2 separate regions of the Homo sapiens genome follow, and region 2 is linked to region 1. A link is an interaction called in ENCODE POLR2A ChIA-PET data of the cell type or tissue named here. Cell type or tissue: A673. All regions are shown on one strand. Links, peaks and the distances in the headings refer to the core of each region. The heading gives the core; the rest is flanking DNA. Region 1 has its middle 39 kb from the start of ZNRF4. Region 2 overlaps KDM4B (lysine demethylase 4B).

The links. ChIA-PET counts read pairs that join two places held together with the same protein. Peaks named below come from ENCODE experiments on the same cell type or tissue, not always from the same donor. Only the 100,000 strongest peaks of a DNase experiment are listed, where the experiment ranks them.
Region 2: POLR2A ChIA-PET joins it to region 1 with 6 read pairs; 1 of 35 experiments calls an interaction of 5 or more read pairs at or near these places.

The regions. Positions count from the first base shown.
Region 1 is chr19:5,412,100-5,420,422 of GRCh38, forward strand. No RefSeq gene overlaps it. Among named protein-coding and RNA genes, the nearest start is that of ZNRF4, 39 kb to the right of the region's middle. In A673, for the core only: no CTCF peak of the experiment used is centred there; a DNase peak (open chromatin) is centred at 4,872; H3K4me3 peaks cover 937 bases.
Region 2 is chr19:5,109,182-5,117,504 of GRCh38, forward strand. It overlaps KDM4B (lysine demethylase 4B), which reads left to right. Exons shown (of 23, transcript NM_015015.3): 10 at 1,441-1,637. Among named protein-coding and RNA genes, the nearest start is that of PTPRS-AS1, 64 kb to the right of the region's middle. RefSeq lists enhancers at 518-1,374, 1,837-2,346, 4,986-5,941, 5,942-6,896. In A673, for the core only: a CTCF peak has its summit at 584; a DNase peak (open chromatin) is centred at 4,230; H3K27ac peaks cover 4,436 bases.

The DNA.
Region 1 (8,323 bases), core at 118-8,117:
CTGTCACCCAGGCTAGAGTGGAGTGATGTGATATCAGTTCCACCATGACCAGCTAATTTTTTGTATTTTTAGTAGAGGCAGGGTTTCACTGTGTTGGCCAGGTTGGTTTTGAACTCCAGACCTCAAGTGATCCTCCTGCTTCTGCCTCCCAAAGTGCTGTGATTATAGGCGTCAGCCACCACGCCTGACCCCATGCAAAATCTTAAGGATAAATGTTGATAGCAGTATTATTGATAACAATTCAAAAAGTGAAAACAATCTGACTCTCCATCAACTGATGAACAGAAAAGCCAAACGTGGTCCGTCCACACAATGGAATGTGTTTGGCCATGAAAAGGAATGAAGCCCTGGTATAGGTTACAACGTGGGTGAACCTTAAACACATCATGCTCTGTGAAAGAAACCAGACACAGGCCAGGCACGGTGGCTCACGCCTGGAATCCCAGCACTTTGGAAGGCCGAGGTGGGTGGATCAAGAGGTCAGGAGTTCAAGACCAGCCTGGCCAAGATGGTGAAACCCCCATCTCTACTAAAAATACAAAAATTAGCCGGGCGTGGTGGCAGGTGCCTGTAATCCCAGCTACTCGGGAGGCTGAGGCAGGAAAATCGCTTGAACCCGGGGGGTGGAGGCTGCAGTGAGCCGAGATCGTGCCACTGCACTCCAGCCTGGGCAGAGCAAGACTCTGTCTTAAAAAAAAAAAGAAAAGAAAAAGAAAGAAAAGAAAGAAAGAAACCAGACACAAAGGCCACATATTGTATGATCTTGCTCATATGGAATTTCCAGAACGGGCAAATCCAGACACAGAAAGTGGACTTGTGAGTCGTGGTGGCCAGGGGCTGGGGAAGAGATTGGGAGTGATTACTAATTTGGTTTCTTTTTTGTTTGTTTGTTTTGTTTTGTTTGTTTGTTTTGAGACAGAATCTCACTGTGTCGCCCAGGCTAGAGTGCTGTGACATGATCTCTGCTCACTGTAACCTCCGCTTCCTGGGTTCAAGCAATTGTCCTGCCTCAGCCTCCAAAGTAGCTGGGATTAAAGAACCCGCCACCATGCCTGGCTAATTTTGTATTTTTAGTAGACACGGGGTTTTGCCAATGTTGGCCAGGCTGGTCTTGAACTCCTGACCTCAGGTGATCTACCTGCCTCGTCCTCCTAAAGTGCTGTGATTACAGGCGTGAGCCACCGCGTCCAGCCTAATTGGTTTATTTCTTTCCCTTCCTTCCTTCCTTCCTTCCTTCCTTCCTTCCTTCCTTCCTTCCTTCCTTTCTTTCCTTTCTTTTCCTTCTTTCTTTCTTCTTTCTTTTTTACAGAGTCTCGCTCTGTCATCCAGGCTGGAGTGCAGTGACGCGATCTCGGCTCACGGCAACATCCGCCTCCCAGGTTCAAGTGATTCTCCTGCCTCAGCCTCCCGAATAGCTGGGACTTCAGGTGCGTGCCACCACACCCAGCTAATTTTTATATTTTTACTAAAGACAGGGTTTCACCATGTTGGCCAGGATGGTCTCGATCTCTTGACCTCATGATCTGCCCACCTTGGCCTCCCAAACTGCTGGGATTACAGGCGTGAGCCACTGTGCCCGGCCCTAATTGGTTTCTTTTAGGGTGACTAAAATATTCTAGGTCGGGCATGATAGCTCATGCCTGTAATTCCAGCACTTTGGGCGGCCAACGTGGGAAGATCACTTGGGGTCAAGAGTTCGAGACTAGACTAGCCAACATGGTGAAACCCTGTTTCACTAAAAATACAAAAATTAGCCGGGCGTGGTGGCGCGCGCCTGTAGTTACAGCCACTCGGGAGGCTGAATCGAGAGAATCACTTGAACCCGGGAGGCAGAGGTTGCAGTGAGCCAAGATCATGCCACTGCACTCCAGCCTGGGTGACAAGAGTGAGGCTCTGTCTCAATAAAGTATAACATAGAACATTCTAAGATTATATTGTAAAGATGGTTGCACATCATCTCAGCTCTGTGAATTTACTAAAAACCACTGAATTATATACTTCAAATGGGTGACTTGTATGATATGGGAATTATTTCAATAAAGATGTTTTTAAAAAAAGTAAAAAATGAGTACAGAGAGATCTCTTGTGCCTTTAACCAGCTTCCCCCAATGGTGACATCTTACAATATCATAAACGGGAAATGAACATTAACATAATCCATCAACCTTATTCAGACTTTGCTGGTTTATGTGCACTCATTTGTGTGTGTGTGTGTGTGTGTGTGTGTGTGTGTGTGTGTGTCCATGCAACATTTAGATGTGTAGTTTCACAATCAGGACACACAACACATTCCATTATGAGGATGTTCTGTGCTGCACTTTTTTTTACGTCACAACCATCTCTCTCTTCCTCCTACCTGAAAACCCTTACCATTCTTCATCTTATAATTCTGTCATTTCAGGAAGCCTGTATCAGTGGAACCGCATGCTCTGTAACCTTCAGCTTTTGTTGTTGTTGTTATGTATTTCTTTTTAATTACGTGGGTACATCGTGGTGTATATATATTTATGGGGTACATGAGCTATTTTGGTGCAGGCATGCAACGTGTAATAATCACATCATGAAAAACTGGGCATTCATCCCCTGAAGCATTTATCTTTCATGTTAGGAGCAATCCAATTATACCTTTATAGTTATTTTATTTTGTTTTATTTAATTTTATTTTGAGATGGAGTCTCACTCTGTTGTCCAGGCTGGAGTGCAGTGGCACAATCTGGGGTCACTGAAACCTCCTCCTTCCAGCTTCACACAATTCTCCTGCCTCAGCCTCCCAAGTAGCTGGGATTACAGGCACCTGCCACCACGTCCAGCTTATTTTTGTATTTTTAGAAGAGACAGGGTTTCGCCATGTCATCCATGCTGCTCTTGAGCTCCTGGGCTCAAGCGATCCTCCCACCTCTGCGTCCCAAAGTGCTGGGATTACAGGTGGGAGCCACCCCGCCTGGCCTCTTTTTGTCATTTTAAAATGTACAATTAAGTTATTATTGACTGGCTGGGCACGGTGGCTCAAGCGTGTAATCCCAACACTTTGGGAAGCTGAGGTGGGAGGATCACTTGAGCCCAGGAGTTCAAGACCAGCCTGGATGACATGGCAAAACCCCTTCTCTACCAAAATAACTACAAAAATTAGCCAGGTTTGGTGGTGCATGCCTGTAGTCTCAGCTACTCGGGAGGCTGAGGTGGAAGGATCACTTGAGCCTGGGAGACAGAGGTTGCAATGAATGGAGATCACGCCACTGCATTCCAGCCTGGACAACAGAGTGAGATCCTGTCTCAAAAAAATACATATATTATTGACTATAGTCCCCGCGTTGTGCTATCTTACTAGGTCTCTTACTCATTCATCCTTTTTTTCTTTTTTGGACCTATGAACCATCCGTTGGACCTCACCACTCCACTCCTCTATAACCTTTGAAGACTGGCTCTTGTCATTTCAGCACAGCTCCCGTGAGAGCCAACCTAAGTTGCTGCGTTTCTCAATAGTTCCTTCCTGTTCATTGCTAAGTAGAATTCCACGGTCTGGATGGAGCACAATTTGTTTAACCGTTCACCTGTTGAGGGCCATTTAGGTTGCTTCCAGCATTTGGCCATTTTAGAAGGAAGCTGCTCTGAACATTCACTTCTGGGTTTTTTTGTTTGTTTTTTGTTTTTTGAGACAGAGTCTCCCTCTGTCACCCAGGCTGGAGTGCAGTGATGTGATCTCAGCTCACTGCAACCTCCGCCTCCCAGGTTCAAGCAATCCTCTGCCTCAGAGTCTGGAGTAGCTAGGACTACAGGTGCCCGCCACCACGCCCAGCTAATTTTTGTATTTTTAGTAGAGACGGGGTTTCATCATGTTGGCCAGGCTGGTCTCGAACTCCTGACCTCAAGTGATCTGTCCGCCTCGGCTTCCCAAAGTGCTGGGATTACAGGCGTGAGCCACTGCTCCTGGCCCCACTTCTGGGTTTTTATATGAACATAAGTTTTCATTTCCCTGGGATATAAATGCCCAAGAATGTAATTCCAGGGTCATATGGTAAGTGCATGGTTTGTTTTGTACAACAAAACAAAACACAGTACAGCAAACAGAACAAAACGAAATCCTGCCACACTCTTTTTCCACAGTGGCTATACCATTTCACATCTCTGCCAGCAACATAGGACTGAGTGATCTATTTGGTCTTCATCCTTGCCAGCATTTGATGTGATCAACTTTTTTTTTTTTAATTTAGCCATTTTGATGGGTATGTAGTGATACCTCATTGTGGTTTGGATTTGCAGGTCCCTGGTGGCTAATAACTTTGAACATTCTTTCATGTACCCATTTGCCATCTGTATCTCCTCTTCAGTGAAATGTCAGTTTCCGTCTATGTCCATATTTTAATTGGGTTGTTTGTTGGTTTTTGTTTTTTTTTTCTGGAGATGGAGTCTCGCTCTGTTGCCCAGACTGGAGTGCAGTGGTGCTATCTCAGCTCACTGCAACCTCTGCCTCCCAGGTTCAAGCAATTCTCCTGACCTTAAGTGATCCGCCTGCCTCAGGCTCCCAAAGTGCTGGGATTACAGGCGTGAGCCACTGTGCCCAGCCTAGACCTCTTTATATATTCTAGATACAAATTCTGTGTTGGCTATGTGATTTGCAAGTAGACTCTTCCAAACCATAGCTTGTCTTTTCACCCTCTCTAACGGTATAGTCTTTTGCATAGAGCAGAAATCATTAATTTGGATGAAGTCCAATTCATCAGTTTCTTCCTTTATGGCTCATTCTTGGGTGTCATCCCTAAGAACTCTTTGCTTAACCTCATGTCTTAAAGATTTTATTTTGTTTTGTTTTAAGGAGCAGAGAGTTCAATAGGCAAGAAGGAAGAGGAAAGAAGGAAGCAGCTCCCTATAGAGACACAGCAGGAGGGGAGGCTCCAAAGCCAAGAGAGGAGACCCTATTGAAGATTTTTTTCTCATGTTTTCTTCTACATTTTACATGTAGACCTGTGTGATCCCTTTTTTTTTTTTTTTTTTTTTTTTTTTTTGAGACCGAGTCTCGCTCTGTCTCCCAGGCTGGAGTGCGGTGGTGTGATCTCAGCTCACTGCAACCTCCGCCTCCCGGGTTCAAGCGATTTTCCTGCCTCAGCCTCCTGAGTAGCTGGGATTACAGGCATGCATCACCACGCCTGGCTAATTTTTGTACTTTTAGTAGAGATGGGTTTTCACCATGCTGGCCAGGCTGGTCTTGAATTCCTGACCTCAAGTGATTCACCCACCTCGGCCTCCCGAAGTGCTGGGATTACAGGCCTGAGCCACCGTGCCTGGCCCCTGTGATCCGTTTTGAATTCCATTCTGAATGTAAAAAATAGCAGAAGCGGGTTTGATTCGGGGGACCCTAGGGAGCCAATGAGGGTTCTTGAGTGAGAGAAGATACAGTTGGCAAGAAGAATCAGGTGAGTAGACTCAAGTAGCCCATGACAGCCTCGCTCTCAGCCTCAGTCTCCCCCCACCGGCAAACTAACGAGACCAGAAGATCTCTAAAGTCCGCTGTCATCAAATGAGGCCACCTCCCTGGACGTTTGTCCCCATATTCCCTGCGCCTCTGGAGCAGACTCAGGTCAAACCCCAGCGCCTGCACAACGTGTGTGAGCCTCTGTGTCCCAGTGCTTTGATCTTAAGAGTGACTCAGTGGGACAGCGCCGAGAGCTCACTCGACCCCAAAAAACTGTGGCTCTTTTTTCTCTCAGACGGCAAAATCAGGTCATATTTCAATTCCAGTCATTCTCCTTCATATATAAAATGTGCCAAGAACCACTTTCCCGAAAATCTAAATTGAAAGTAAATAGCACGGGGGACAATTCTCGGTGATAAAACTGCGGATTCTGGAGCTTCTTGGGATAATATTTATTCTCCCTTCTTGCTAATGGCTCCAGCTGCCTCCCCAGGTTATTAAAGTAATGCGTTTGCTTAACCTGACTGGGGCCGCATCCCACCCTGGGCTGATTGGGCCCCGCGTGAAGCCCCCCGCCACCCCCCTCCACCGGACAATTATATTAACGGCTGCTGGTTTGCAATTACTATAAATCAGAAAGCGCGTCGGCCTGGGTTTGTTTTTCTTTATTGAAAATGTTTAAACCTCATGCATTGCAAATATCACCGCCTCAGACCGGGATTTAACTCTTTCCTTGAGACTTGGAGGTACAGCTCTGGAGGGCTTTGCTGGGGATAGTGCTAGGATAATCCCTGCTTTCTGAGATGAGGAAATTGAGGCTCAGAGAAGGAATGCCATTTGCCTGGGGTCACACAGCTGGTGGGTCACTGCACTGAAACGGCACTGAGTTTTTTGTTTGTTTTTTTCATGCCTGATGAAGTTACATTCTTTGTGGCAAATATTTAAAAATGTTGAGATCTGTTATCTCAGCAAAAACCACCCCCAGTTCTGCGGGGGTGGGTGGGTGTGTGGGTGGGATATATCCTTCCAGAGATTTTTTTTTCTATGCATATATATTCTGGCATGCACCAAATGAATGCAGGTTTAATGAATTATGCCTTCCATAAGCACCGAGGTGTTTATTGAGCACCTACTGTGTGCTGGGTGCTGTTTTATGTGCTGGGGATACAGGAAGCAAAACAGGCTTATCTGCCGGTAGTTTCAAGCATAGGGGACAGCCAGGGCAAGGACCCTGAGGCTGGCTCTTGCCTGGCACACAAAGGGGCGAATAAGCACAGGCGTGGAGAGTGCAAGGGGCAAAGGCAGGGAGGGTGAAAAGAGCATTCCGTGTGGAATCAGAGGGAGAGGAGAGGGCTTCATGGAGCTCTCCAAGGTAGAGTGCTGAGGTTTGCTGAGGATGTGGGTGGGAGGAAGAGGAGGCAGGGAGACCCCAAGATTCCCTCTGAGCAGCTACAAGGGCTGACCTCAGCTGAGATGGGGAGATGCAAGAAGAGCAGTTTAGGGGGTCCGGTGCAGCCCGACATGGCTGTGTTGAGTGTGAAATGCCCATCAAGGCCAAGTTTGGAGCTGGCGGAGGCCCAGACTGGAGACAGGACTGTGGGTATCAGTGGGTGTAGATGGGTTTAGAGCCCCGAGAGTTAATGAGGCCGACCTGGAAGGGTGTGGATAGAGGAGCAAAGAGGCCTGAGAACCCAGCCCTTGACCAGCAATGGACAGAGAGAGGGACAGAAGAGGGACCCAGAGAGGTAGAAGGAAAGGCCAGTGTTTCCAGGAGGGGCGGGGCACCAGCCGGTCAGACGCCGTCCAGAGGGACGAGGAATAGGATGGGGCGGGTCAACGCTGACTTCTGTCAGAGGCGTTTGAACCAGGACAACTCCATCTTGGATAGGGACTGGGTAAAATAAGGCTGAGACCTACTGGGCTGCATTCCCAGACAGTTAGGCATTCTAAGTCACAGGACGAGATAGCAGGTCGGCACAAGGTACAGGTCATAAAGACCTTGCTGATAAAACAGCTTGCAGTAAAGAAGCCGGCTAAAACCCACCAAAACCAAGATGGCGACAAGAGTGACCTCTGGTCTTCCTCACTGCTACACTCCCATCAGCACCATGACAGTTTACAGATGCCACGGCAACGCCAGAAATTTACCCTCTATGGTCTAAAAAGGCGAGGCATGAATAATCCACCCCTTGTTTAGCATATCATCAAGAAAGAACCATAAAAATGGGCAACCAGCAGCCCTCAGGGCTGCTCTGACTATGGAGTAGCCATTCTTTTATTCCTTTACTTTCTTAATAAACTTGCTTTCACTTTATGGATTCACCTTGAATTCTTTCTTGTGCGAGATCCAAGAACCCTCCCTTGGGACCTGGATCAGGACCCCTTCGGGTAACACTTTGACAAGGGCAGCTTCAGTGGCGGAAGGTGTGAGAGGCCAGGCTGATGGGTGGAGAAGGCTCAGGAGAAAGAAAGAGAACAGAAGTGCAGACAGTGAGTGTAGACAACTCAATCTCCAGGAGTTTGGCCATAAAAAGAGGCAAGGAGGTCGGGCGTGGTGGCTCACACCTGTAATCTCAGCACTTTGGGAGGCCAAGGTGGGTGGATCACCTGAGGTCAGGAGTTCAAGACCAGCCTGACCAACATGGTGAAACCCCGCCTCTACTTAAAAATACAAAAATTAGCTGGGCATGGTGGTGTGCGCCTGTAAGCCCAGCTACTCGGGAGGCTGAGGCAGGGGAATTGCTTGAACCAGGAGGCAGAGTTTGCAGTGACCCAAGATCACGCCACTGCACTCCAACCTGGACAACAGAGCAAGACTCCATCTCAAAAAACAAACAAAGAGGCAAGGATATGGTTGGTCACCGGAGGGGGATGTGGAAGTTTACTTTTTCCCTATAAGATGGGACCTGCCCA
Region 2 (8,323 bases), core at 130-8,129, 300 kb before region 1:
GCCCTGCCCTTTCCCCCTTCCTCTTGAGGTTGGGGTTTTTCCAGCCCCATCTCAGCCTCATCCCAGTAGGTACGTGACAGACCAGAGCTTCCTGGCCGCCTCCTGGGATCTGAGTGCCATGGTGGTAATCGCCGCTTGGGCATCTGGGTTCATGCCCTCTGGGGCCTGGCTTCTCTGGCCCCAAGTCCCTGAAATGTTGAGCATCACCAGGTCACCTGCAGAACATCCTTCCCAGTGCCCAGTGTGACCAAAGTGACGCAGCGGCAGAGCCACCAAGAACAGTGACCTGGGAAGGGCTGAGGGCGTGAGAGCGGCAGGTCTGCCCGGCAGGCAGCTGGAGGGGACTTCAACTCATCCTTGCCACTCGCTTGACGTTCCCAAACACAAGGGGCCATCCTATTGGGTGTTTGCTCAATTCCCCCAAGACCCCAGGCAAGCCGGCTGCAGCACATGGCACGTTAATGTCCTTTCTTAGCCGCTGAGTCCCTGAGCCTCCCAGACCCTCAGCATCTTCTTCGTTAACATTGTCGTCCCTCCAGCCCTGCAAGCTGGAGGCAGTCAGGTGAGGCGTGCGGGAGCCTGTGGGCCACCGTCGCCCTCGTGAGGCCTCCTGAGGAGGGGCCGTTGTCACATTCCGGGATTCCTGTTGGTTCTCTCAGCTCTTTGGGGACTGCTGTTGTCTCCCTTCTTCCCAGCCCTCTTGGAACGATTGCTGTTATAAAATACTCCGTATCCATTTTTACCTACCTGGGGGCACCCGCGTCTGACGGGAGGGAGATTTTTGCCTGGACCAACAGGAGGCATCTGAACCTCAGCCTCGCTGGTCTCTGGACAGCTGTGCGTGGGGCAGTGCCCAGTCCTGAACCTCAGGCCCCTCACTGAGCTGCGCCCAGCCCCCATTTCTCTTGGGTGTTTGCTCAGTGGCCGTTCCAACTCCGTGGAGGCAAACCAGGGACTCACAACTGGGGGATGCCGTTTCCTGACTTGTGATAGAAGTTCTAGAAACAGAGCAGGAGTGCTGGTGCACACCTGTAATCCCAGGGTTTTGGGAGACTGAGGCAAGAGGATCACTTGAACCCAGGAGTTCAAGACTAGCCTGAGCAACATAGCGAGACCCCATCTCTAAAAATTCTCTTAAGAATTAGCCAGATGTGGTGGTGGGTGCCTGTATTCCCAGCTACTTGGGAGGCTGAGGCGGGAGAATCGCTTGAGCCTGAGAGGTCGAGGCTACAATGAGCCATGATTGCACCACTGCACTCCAGCCTGGGCGACAGAGTGAGACCGTGTCTCGAAAAGAAAAATGTTCTAGAAGCGGAATGCTCAGCGGTGGGATGGGGTGTGGGAGGCCCGGGCCGTGAGCCCTACCTGCTCTGGGGTGGGGTGTGTGGAGCCAGCCGTCCAGGTGTGGCGCGAGGGCTCAGACCGTGTCCCCTGCCGCAGTGCACGTGCCGGAAGGACATGGTCAAGATCTCCATGGACGTGTTCGTGCGCATCCTGCAGCCCGAGCGCTACGAGCTGTGGAAGCAGGGCAAGGACCTCACGGTGCTGGACCACACGCGGCCCACGGCGCTCACCAGCCCCGAGCTGAGCTCCTGGAGTGCATCCCGGGCCTCGCTGAAGGCCAAGCTCCTCCGCAGGTGAGTTGCCAAGGGACTGCCGCGTGACTGCCCAGCATCACGGGGGGTGGCCCTGCTGGGTGGCCCAGGCCCCTTCCCACTGGCAGGGGCTCCGGGCCGTGTCCCACTCCTCCCTTTCTTCCTATTCCCACCCCGCCTCCTCTTTCGTCCTCCTCCTCCTGTTCTGTTTCTCCTCCAGTCTGAGGCACAGTGTTTTCTCGAGGCCTCGCTTTGCTGGGGTGGGTGGGCTCTGCTCTGGCGGGCAGCGTCTGTGCCGTTCACACCCGCGGGCTCCCCATACTCCCTGTCATGTCCCCGCCAGGAGGCTGACCCTGGGTGGCCCCAGGCCCCGTGCCATTGCCTCAGCAGAGCCACCAGCCACATGGCTCCCTGTCCCTCTCACTCACCGCATTTCTGCTGTCCGGCTACTCGGGCCCCTCCCTGGCGCTGAGAGCAGTCGGGTTCCCTGCAAGGACTCAACGGGGCATCAGGTGGGGCTGCTTGGATTTGAGATCGTGGAGAGGATTTCAGAAGGCCGGCCCCGGGGCGTGACCCTGGATGCCCTCCTCCCACTCAGAACCCCTCCCTGCGTATCGCCGCACAGACCCTCCCAGCCAGGTATCTGGTGTCCGCCTGGAGGAGAGGCCAAAGCATCTGCAGCCTCTTGGCTTCTGACCACAAGAGGCCATGGGGACACGGAGGCAGGTCCCGGCCTAGGAGGAGATCCACTTCATGCCCAGAGTGAAGGCGAGCACCGGCCTCCCCAGCCCCTCCTCTGGGAAGTGTCCAGGCTTCCAGGGCTCTGAGCTGCCCTTGGCACAGTTGTCGACAGATCTCACTCCTGTTTGGTGCCCAAGGAACATTCAGGGAGCCCCTGAGCATGAGCTGGAGCCGGGAGGGACGGCACAGAGTGGGCTCAGCCAACTCCTCCGGGGAAGGGCCAGAGAGCAAACATTTGTGACTTGGCGACTTTGCAGGCCAGGCCTCCTGTGTCTCGACGTCTCGACTCCGCATGGCAACTCAAGACCCTTGCAGATGATAGACAGCGAAGAAATGCGCGTGGCTGTGTCCGTGAAGCTTTGTTTACAGACCCTGAAATCCAGATCTCATGATTTTTACATGCTACCAAATACGATAATTTTTCTGTTTTGAGCCACTTAAAAATGTGAACATTGGCCAGGCACGATCGCTCACACCTGTAATCTCTGCACTTTGGAGGCCAAGGAAGGAGGATTGCTTGAGTCCAGGGGTTTGAGACCAGCCTGGGCAACATATTGAGATGCCATCTCTACAAAAAATTTAAAAATCAGCTGGGTGTGGTGGTGTGCGCCTGTGGTCCCAACTACTGAGAAGGCTGAGGCAGGAAGATCACTTAAGCCCAGGAGGTCAAGGCTGCAGTGAGCCGAGATTGTACCACTGCACTCCAGCCTGAATGACAGAGCAAGACCTTGTCTCTCCAGGAAAACAAACAAACAAACAAAAAAACATGTAAACACTGTTCCTAGCTTGTGGGTCGTACCCAGACAGGCTGCTGGCAGGTCTGGTCTTTGAGCCAACAGTGGTGGCCTTGGTGTGGGGGCAGCCTCCCCCTTCCCTTTGAGCAGTGACCTTCCCTCTGCAGCCATCCAGTCTCTGCTGCCTTGATCTTGTCCCAGCTGGCGATGGATGGTGCCCACTCGAGACCCAGCCACTGAGCACCAAGGTTGGGGGCGGCTCAGCCTTGGCCCCCCACCACGCTCTGCAGAAACAGGCCTTGGAACTGGTTTCTGAAAAGTCACTTCTGGTCCAGAACCTTCTCCTCTAAATGGGCGCCTTCTTTTTCAACACGTCCATCTGTCTGTGAGTCTGGGACTCCTGGGCGGTCTGGGCATCTGTCTCGGCCTCCTCTGTCTTCCCCACCTCGCGGCCTCTCTCGGAGAATGTTCCCTCTGCCCCGAGTGTTTTCACAGCCCCTCCTGACAGCCCTGCCAAGGTGAATCTGTCTCTTCTGCTCTTGTTCTGTCCTTTTGATTTCCTGCCTCCTGTGTGCTCCTCATGAAGAGCTGCCTCCTGGTGAGGCTACTCCAGGCGGCCCCCGCAGCACAGAGCTCGTGCACCCCAGCTCCCAGGCCCAGCCAGACGTGCTATTTGCATAATGGTTAATTGATTGTGGCTCAGGCTAATTGGTCAACAGAGTGGATTGCCAATAAACCGGCACCACGTTCCAGGAGTGGAATGGGACTAGAGGCCGTCTAAATTGCCTGCCAGGAGGAGATGCGGAAGCCGCTGCGCTCACCGCTGCTTGGAACCTTCTTTGCACGCAGGAAGTGGACCCCCCAGAACCAGCCCTTGCGTGGCCTGGCCTGGCCTCCCTGCCCCGGCCACCCCCTCACTTCTAGTCACGACCTGCTCCTCCCAGGAGCCCCCTCCCGCCCTCTCCCGCGCCGCCATCCTGGGGGCTGCCTTCACCCAGCAGCAAGCCTGAATAACAAATGAAGTCAGCTTCCCAAGGATATAATTTTCTTGAAAGCCTTCAGTATGTAAAACAAGGCTGATTCACTTTTTTTTTTTTTTTTTAAAGTCATTGGGGGTGCTTTTCTCTGGAGAGGCAGATGGGTGACTCACGTTCCAAAGCCCAAGCTGCCCCTCCCTCCACCAGGGAGGTGGTCGGTTCCCCCCTGAGCAGTGCCCTCTCCACGTGGCCTGCCTTTTCCCCTGAGCCAGGCTCCCTCCCTGAGGGCATATCTTGGGGCCAGGGCAGCCCTGTCTGAGCATCTGTGGCTCAGGCTGGATCGGGAGACACAGTGGACTGGCTCTGTCTCCCAGACAAGGGGCTTGTGGACACAGGCGGGATCCTTCTCTGGTTGGGGGAGCATCCTGGGCCCTGCAGGGTAATGAGCAGTATCCCTGGCCTCCACCCACTCCATGCCAGGAGTGCCCCAAGTCGTGACAACCACAGATGTCCCTAGACATCGCCCAGTCCCCCGCGTGGGAACCCCTGCCCTAGACCAAGGGATGGCATCAGGGTGGGCGCCATGCCCTCACCCCCGTGCAGTCCAGCCTTCCCTGCCCTCGGCGTGGCTGTGGGATGGCCCTCATGTGTTTACCAGGTGCCCCATGGGGTGCGGATGGTTCGGCACAGCTGCCTGAGCTCAGAGGACACGGCCTACTCCCTGCTCGCCACCTTACATGGGTCTCTTCCAGAACTAAATCTCGTTGAGCGAGCGTTGGGGGCTGTTTGTATTCTTCCCCCTGATGGATGGGTCGCCTAAAACTGCAGCCTGGCTCCTGGCGGGTGCCCTCAGCCTCCCCACTCCCGGTGGCGCTGTGCGTTCTGGTGCCCTGCCTGAGCCGGAGCCCTCACAGTGCTCTCTGGCACCCACGCGACGCTCCTCCATGCAAACTCTTTCCACGCGAGAAGCGCCATGTGCACGTGCTCCAGCAGGTACGCGCTCCCTGCAGGACATCTGTGCACCCGCCTCACCACAGCCTCCCTGGCCCACTGCTGCTCTGTGAGCCCGGCTGGGCCCAGGCCTCGTCTCCCCTACCCCTCCGAGCTCGGTGCTGCCTGTCCCCTCCTGCTCTGCCTTGGCCTGTCGCCCCTGCGCCAGTGCAGGACACCGCCACGCCTCTGGCCCCGACTCCTGCCAGGGCTGCCACGGCTGCCACACCCCAGCTGCATTCCTGAGCCCTCCCCACCAACAGGGACCTCAGCCCTCAGGGACAGAACCTCACGAGCACAGGGACCTGCCAGCCCCTGCAGGGAGTGCGCAGCCTCAGGGACTCACTTGCTGTCTCCTGTCTCTTTCCTAGAGCTGCCCTTCATTTTCTCAAAGGTGAAATTCCTCAGCACAGGGTCTAGTCTTGGGGGTGGGGAGCACTGGGCCACTTTGGGTCGGGGGTGGGCGGCTCTGAGGGCTCAGCCTGGGGCCAGCCTCCCAGTCCTCCCCACCTTGTGAGAAGCCCTGAGCCAGCGCGGCACTGAATGCTGATGGTCCCACTCTGGGTGCTGCAGGTGCCCTGTGTTACTGGGTGACAGGGCCAGAGGCCGTCCACCCCGCCTCCTGCCATACAAGCTGCAAAGGACACCTGCTTCCACCTTGGAAATATTAGTGCAGTTATCTGGACTATGTCCCGACATTTGGCTCATAGGAATGAGCCCAGCGGCGTCCAGTTAAGCCTGGCAGGCTAAGTGCTTATTTATCTCCACTCTCTCCTGAAACGCCACTGAAACACCAGAGAGTGAAGTGCAGAGAACGGGAGAGGGGGCAGTGGCAGCTGAGCACGTCTCCAGGCTTTGAAAAGCAGGGAAGGGTGGGCAGGAGACCCCATGGGCCGGCAACCAGGAGGACAGCCAGCAGGGAGCAGCTGGGCTGCACCATGGGGCCACAGAAAGACACAGTGGGCAGACATGGGCAGCTCCTGGAGGGCTGCAGGGGGAATGTACCACGGGGCCTCAGAAAGACACAGCGGGCAAACATGGGCAGCCCCTGGGGGTGCTGGGGGGATGTGGGGGCAACCAGCAGAAGACAGTGGGTGGCTCTGGGCAGAAGGGAGGCGCCTTCCTGGGGTCAGCAGTGGGGCCCAGCTGCCAGCCTCACATCCCCCCAACCCCCAAGGCCAGGAGAGACAATAGAGGGGGTGGGGGTCCTCTGCCAGAGAACAAAGGGGCCCAGTGGAGCAAAGCCACATATGCTGATACTGGGGCTCTCCTAAAGTCACAGGCTCCTGCCCTCAGCAGCCCCTGCCACTGCCTTCACCAGGCCCAGCTCACACACGGCTTGGCACCGTGCACAGAGGGATCAACGGCCAGGGGACCCGACACATTGGAGGCTGCGCTCCCATGACAAAGGCAGGGCCTGCACAGCAAAGAAGGGCAGAGCTCCGAGGAAAGAGGATGCAGTGAGTGCAGGGCCCTGGAGTGGGCCGGGACTTTGCATTATGGAAAAAGAGCCATTGCTGTGAAGAAGAAACATTCCAGGAACGAGTGGCTCTCGGATGTTACCATCTAGAGAAGAGACAAGCCCACAGTGGATTGGGAGGCCCTTGAAGAATCCCCTCCCACAGCACTGACAGACAGAGCTGGAAGATAGGAAGGATCAGGAAGTCAGAGGCGTAGTCTAGGAAATCTAGCCCCTGATAGGAGTTTCAGAAAAAGAAAAGTGTCCCGGGACCCAAAGGCTTTGCATTTCCAGGTTAAAAAGTCCACCAGAAAGTCCGCCCAAGAATGGAAATTACCCAAACCACAATGCATCGCTGTGAAATTTCACAATTCCTGGATTAAACAAAGGCCCTGAAAGCTTCCAGAGCAAACAGATCACATAAACAGCTCACCAGACTGGGGCTGGGCATGGTAGCTCATGCCTGTGATCCCAGCACTATGGGAGGCCAAGGCAGGAGGATCACTTGAGGCCCAGAGTTCGAGGTCAGCCTGGGCAACATAGCAAGACCACATCTCTAAAAAAAAAAAAAAAAAAAAAAAAAAAATTATAAAGAATAGGAGACTCTGTTAGCATTGGATTTACAGTCATAATGCCACAAGCTAAAAGACAAAGGAAAAAGGCCTTCAAAAGTCAGAAGAGGAATAATTCTCCCCAAATCTTTTACCTAGCCAAATTGTCAAGAAATGTGTGAGGGGAATAAGGATCTTTTTAGACACACAGAGTCTCGTATTCCACCTCCTTTCTCAGGAAGCTGCTGCAGGATGTGCTCCAGCTAAACAAGGATGTAAATCGAGAAAGCCATGGGGTTGAGGAAACAAGATCTAACCCAGGAGAGTCAAGGGGAGTCTCAAGATCATGGGAGAAGGAACCAAGACCCCCAGGGGTGTCATGGAGAGAAGGGGACACCCTGCATAGGAGACCACAGCAGGAGTTTAAGAGCAATGGCAGGGAGCTCAGAGATACCAAGGAAGCTAGGCGTCCAAAGCAGGAGGCCAGTTCCAGACCCCAGGGTGGGGGCAGGGAATGCGGCCCGAGTTGCTCTGTGGCTCATGGATGCACAATGTTTATGGGGCATAAAAGCGTAAACGTGGAATTTGGCTGCAATGGAAGACGGTGGCAGGTGCAGGGAGAGAAGGGGACGGTCATGGAGGCGAGCAAGGATGGCCACACCCTCAACACCTGTGCCGGGAGCCAGACCCAGAAACAAGCATTGGGTGCAGAAACACGCGAAGGGGGATGAAGATGTCAGGGTCAGGAAGAGGCGTGCTCTTAGGACCCCACAGATGCCCCAAGTGATGGCTGCCCCTCTGCCGTGGGCTGTGCCCCCCTTGCTGTGTCTGTGCCGCCCTTGCTGTGTCTGTGCATTGAGCCCTACCCAGTTCCATGTAGTGTGGGACCCAGGGGTCTCAGCCTGGCACTACTGCAGGTAGGAAAGGGCTGGGCTGCAAGGATGAGGCCCCAGAGCTCTGGTTGGGCACCAGGACAGTTCTGGGGCCCTCTGGGGCAGACACAGTAAGGCTTGAAGGCCGTGGGGGTGCCCCTGGAAGGCTGCAGCAGGGGAGGGCCATGGTCGGAAGCGACCTCTAGGGTGAGTTTTCAGGGTGGGGGTGGAGGGAGGGACTGCAGTGGGTGGGAGAAGGGGCTGTGGAGCTGGGGGCAGCTGAGGCCAGGTGAGCGGCATGGGAGGGCGCCCTTCTGCTGGTGCTGTCTGGGACCAGGGCGGGTCCACTGTGGGATCCCGGCCCTACAGCCCTGGGGCATTCCCAGACCAGGAGGGCAGCCCAC